2 separate regions of the Homo sapiens genome follow, and region 1 is linked to region 2. Evidence: read pairs that join two places in POLR2A ChIA-PET (ENCODE). Cell type or tissue: CD4-positive, alpha-beta T cell. All regions are shown on one strand.

Region 1 (2,500 bases), 120 kb before region 2:
TTGTGTGTATCTTCACTTTGACCTCTTTCCTGAGCTCCAGGCCCTTATTTCCAATCACCTGTTCAACATGCTCAGCTGATGTCTCAGCAGAACCAGAAACTCAAAACATCCAAAAGGAACTCACAATCTCCAAATCTACCTCTAACCTGTGTCTTCCTGTTTGTCACCTGTAATGGTAGCTTTAATGTCCTATAATGTCACAACCTGGGTAAAATCTCGCAGTCACCTTTGACAAAACCCTTTCCCTCATCCTGCAATCAGCTACCAAGCCCAGGCCATTCTATCACCGTTGGCAATGGGCATTGCATCCATTCCTCCCTCTTCACTCCTCTTGCCCTTCCCCAGCTCGGGTCCTCAGTTTTCGTTGCTCATGGGATAGAAGAACAGTGTCTTGGCTGGGGGTGGTGGCTCACGCCTGTAATCCCAGCACTTTGGGAGGCCGAGGTAGGCGGATCACCTGAGGTCAGGAGTTCGAGACCAGCCTGGCCAACATGGTAAAACCCCATCTCTTCCAAAAATACAAAAATTAGCTGGATGTAGTGGCGTGCGCCTGCAATCCCAGCTACTCAGGAGGCTGAGGCAGGAGGACTGCTTGAACCTGGGAAGCGGAGGTTGCAGTGACCTGGTATCGTGTCACTGCACTCCAGCCTGTGCAACAGAGAGAGACTCCGTCTCAAAAAAAAAAAAAAAAAAAAAAAAAAGACCGGGCTCAGTGGCTCACGCCTGTAATCCCAGCACTTTTGGGGGCTGAGGCAGGCGGATCACCTCAGGTCAGGAGTACAAGACCAGCCTGACTAACATGGTGAAACCCCATCTCTACTAATAATACAAAAATTAGCCGGGTGTGGTGGCTCACGAGCCACCTTACCTCCTTCTTTCAACCACTACTTAACTGGGATTACTTCCCTGTAATCCCAGAACTTTGGGAGGCCGAGGCGGACAGATCACAAAGTCAGGAGTTCGAGATCAGCCTAGCCAATATGGTGAAACTCCGTCTCTACTAAAAATATAAAAAATTAGCTGGGTGTGGTGACAGACACCTGTAGTCCCAGCTACTTGAGAGGCTGAGGCTGGATAATTGCTTGAACCCAGGAGGCGGAGTTTGCAGTGAGCTGAGATCGTGCCACTGCACTCCAGCCTGGGCGACAGAGCGAGACTCCATCTCAAAATAAATAAATAAATAAAATAAATAAATAAAAAATTATCCGGGCGTAGTGGCGGGCACCTGTAAACCCAGCTACTCGTGAGGCTGAGGCAGGAGAATTGCTTGAACCTGGGAGGCGGAGGTTGCGGTGAGCCAAGATTGCACCACTGCACTCCAGCCTGGGCAACAAGAGCGAAAAACTGTTTCAAACAAAAAAAGAAGAAAAGTGTCTTGCCTTGTCTGACTGCTTCAAACCCCTGTTCCTCTTCCCCTATCTGACACACTTCCTCCATCTGGCTGGATTAGTCATGGGACACATCAGAACATTTTCAGGATCTTCCTGGTGCCTACAATTCAGTCTCCTGGAGCTGCCACTTGCCTCTTCCATGGTTTGGGTTCACCTGCATTTCCTGCTCGTTCTACTCGCACCTCTTCCGCCCCTGCTATGCTGGCTGTTCCTGGCCCTTGGTGGTTTTGAGATTGCTCACCTGTGTGCCTTCATAATACCCTTCTCCCAGCCCTGCATGCCCAATTTCTGCTCATCTTTCAAGGCCCAAAACAGAGGCTGCCATGTCTGTGAGATCTTCCCTTATTTCCCCAGCCAGAAGTCCCTTTGACCTGCCACAAGACTCAGTCAAACCATCCCTACAGCACTTAGCACTTCTTGGCTTTGATTATAATTACTGTTGCACAGGTTTTTAAAATTTTCACCTTCCTAGACTGCAAGGTTCTTGGACAAAGATGTTCTAGGCGCACCCCAGCCCGTAGTAGAGTGCTTTACTATATACATGCTTGCTGGATGACTACCCCAGCCTTTCCTTCTGGCCTTCACAGTCCTTACCTCCTTCTTTCAACCACTACTTAACTACTTAAAAGTCAGTTCCCGTGTCAAGCCAAACATCCGGTGGTGCCCAGCATCAATGTGGCACCTGCCACACCCTTTGTGCTGTGGGGCAGCATTCCCGAGGGCGTGCTTAGTGTGTATTGGGGTCAGGCAGGAGGCTTCATTTATGGGAGCAGAACACAGTGCTCAGGTCTCAGCTGGGGGCAGTTAAGACACATCCCTCCTTTTTCTAGTGTATTGCATAGTCTTAGAGTTAGAAGGAGCCTTAGAGATGATCATTCAATCCTGTCATTTTGCAGAAAAGAAAACTGAGGTCCCAAGAGAAGTGACTTTTCCAAGATCACACAGCAAGCTAGTGTGGACATCATCTTCCCTGTGCATGCGTGACAGTGGGGAGGTGGTCCTGGAGACGGTGGCAGCAGCGGGAGGTGTGACTAGGAAATGGCCTGGATGCAGCCATGGGCCAGAAGGGTTGCCTCCAAGAGCTCCCCTGTCATGACCACATTGGCAAA
Region 2 (2,500 bases):
TAGGTGTATGTTTAGGTTTGATACATATTGCCAAAGAGTTTCCAAAGTGGTTGGATCAGTTTACCCTCCCACTAGCAATGTCTGAGAGTTATACTTGTTCCACATCTTTTTGTTAACACTTGCTATTATCAGTCTTTTTAATTTTTACCATTCTTTTGGGTGTGTAGTGAGTGGTATTTCATTGTGGTTTTAATTTAATTTGCATTTTCCTGATGAGTAATTACATTGAGTGTCTTTTCTTATGTTTATCGGCCATTTTGGATCCTCTTTCCTGAAGCGTCTAAGGTTTTCTGGTCATTCACGTTTTTTTGTTTGTTTGTTTTGTTTTTTTTCCTGAGACGGAGTCTCGCTCTGTTGCCCAGGTTGAAGTTCAGTGGTGCAATCTCGGCTTACTGCAACCTCCACCTCCCAGCGATTCTCCTGCCTCAGCCTCCTGAGTAGCTGGGATTACAGGTGACTACCGCCCCACCTGGCTAATTTTTGTGTTTTTAGTAGAGGTGGAGTTTCACCATGTTGGCCAGGCTGGTCTCAAACTCCTGACCTCAGGTGATCCGCCTGCCTTGGCCTCCCAAAGTGCTGGGATTACAGGCATGAGCCACCACGCCTGGCTGGATTTTTTTTTTTTAATTGGGTTGTCTTTTTTCATACTGATTTTGTGGGCTTTTTTTTTTTTTTTCCAGGTGCTATCACACCTGGCTAATTTTTGTATTGTTTTAGTAGAGACAGGGTTTTAGCATGTTGGCCAGGCTGGTCTCAAACTCCTGACCTCAGGTGGTTTGTCTGCCTTGGCCTCCCAAAGTGCTGGGATTACAGGCTTGAGCCACTGCACCCAGCCAGTAATGTGTACTTTGTCAGATGTGTAATACAAATACTTTATCCCAGTCTGTAACTTGTTTATTTTTCTTAATCTATTTGATGAATAGAATTCTTAATTTTAATGAAGATTAATTTATCAGCTTCTTTTTTGTGACTAAGTGCTGCTTATATCTTGCTAAAGAATTCTTTGCCAGGCACGTTGGCTCCCACCTGTAATCCTACCACTTTGGGAGGGTAAAGCGGGAGGATCATTCAAGGCCAAGAGTTTAAAACCAGCCTGGGCAACATAATGAGACCCCATCTCTCCAAACATTTTTTTAAAAATTAGCTGAGTGTAGTGATGCACACCTGTAGTCTCAGCTACTCAGGAAGCTGAGGTGGGCAGATTGCTTAAGCCCAGGAGTTCCGGGCTGCAGTGAGCTACGTCATGTCACTGCATTCCAGCCTGTGCAACAGAGTGAGACCCTGTCTCTAAGAAAAAAAGAAAAATAAATCTTTACCTACTCCAGGGTCATGAGAATATTCTGTTTTCCTCTAGAAGTTTGATTGTTTCAACTTTCATATTTAGCTCTGTTACCCACTTCAAATTAATGATTCTATTTTTGGCTCCAGCTATTTTACAGTTATAAAACTAGGCATTTTACAGTTATAAAACAAGTCTTCATTTCAATATGTTAGATTCAATCATTTTACCAGAAACATCTTTTTAAAGTAGCAATGACATGAAATGCCCATTTTTCCTTTTCTCTCTGCATGTTCATTTGGTAGCATGTGATATACAAGGTAAAATTGGAATGTATGTTTTTGTCTACAACTTAAGGGTAACTGACCTTTGAAGGAAAATAACACTAGACACTGACTTTGTTGTTTTAACAACAGTTGTCAGCAGTTCACCTGTGCCCCACGGTCTACAGTTTCCTCATTAAACACTTAATCTAGGAGAAAAAATGGAATGCTTTATTTTTTTTTAAAGGGGGAGGGTAGGAAGAACTGGAACAGTAACTTGGTTGTATTTGATCTGGTGTTTTTAAGCAAGCAGTCTTGATGTTTCTTAACATTTACCTTAGCCCAAGGAAATAGGGAAGGAAGTATTTCATGATTGGAGGGATTACTCTCACTTTAATGCATGTCTTTGTTTTTGTTATCTTCCTTTCCCCTCAATCAGCAATAATGCACAGTCAGTTAGGGTGTTTGAAATTAATTGGATCTAAAATTTCTTCTAGTTCTGGCCTTCTAAAATCTGTAATCTGTATAGGAAGGCATTTAAAACACGATTTAAATTCTCTGAAGCAACAGTAAAACTCAAGAGACAAATCCTGCTTCTCTTCTTAATGTGTCACTGACTTTGTGCCCTTGGGCGATTACTGGCCTTTATGTTTTTTGTCATTATTTGTATCTTGGATTTTGTCTGTAAAATGGGGAAAATAATAAATGCCATTGCCCCTATTTATCTTCCAGAATTGTTATGAGAAAAAAAGAAATCTCATTGCACTATTAGGCTGAGTGCTTGATGCCACGTTTTTGGAGAGCCACAGGCAAACAAAAACGGGTTCAGAAGACAGCTCTCACCATGGTCAGGAAACTGGGTGGTAACATCTGAGCTATAACTTATCCTGTATGTTCCCAGAAAGCTGAACTAGGACCTGAAATAGACATTTCAGTAAATTTGAGTTCAGCTACATTT

The links. Peaks named below come from ENCODE experiments on the same cell type or tissue, not always from the same donor. Only the 100,000 strongest peaks of a DNase experiment are listed, where the experiment ranks them.
Region 1: POLR2A ChIA-PET joins it to region 2 with 7 read pairs; 3 of 35 experiments call an interaction of 5 or more read pairs at or near these places.

What each region holds. Positions count from the first base shown.
Region 1 is chr17:39,966,541-39,969,040 of GRCh38, reverse strand. All of the region lies in intron 3 of GSDMA (gasdermin A), which reads right to left. Among named protein-coding and RNA genes, the nearest start is that of GSDMA, 4.8 kb to the right of the region's middle. In CD4-positive, alpha-beta T cell, no CTCF peak of the experiment used is centred here; a DNase peak (open chromatin) is centred at 1,430; H3K27ac peaks cover 255 bases.
Region 2 is chr17:39,847,487-39,849,986 of GRCh38, reverse strand. The region is part of intron 1 of IKZF3 (IKAROS family zinc finger 3); the gene reads left to right. Among named protein-coding and RNA genes, the nearest start is that of IKZF3, 16 kb to the left of the region's middle. In CD4-positive, alpha-beta T cell, no CTCF peak of the experiment used is centred here; a DNase peak (open chromatin) is centred at 1,206.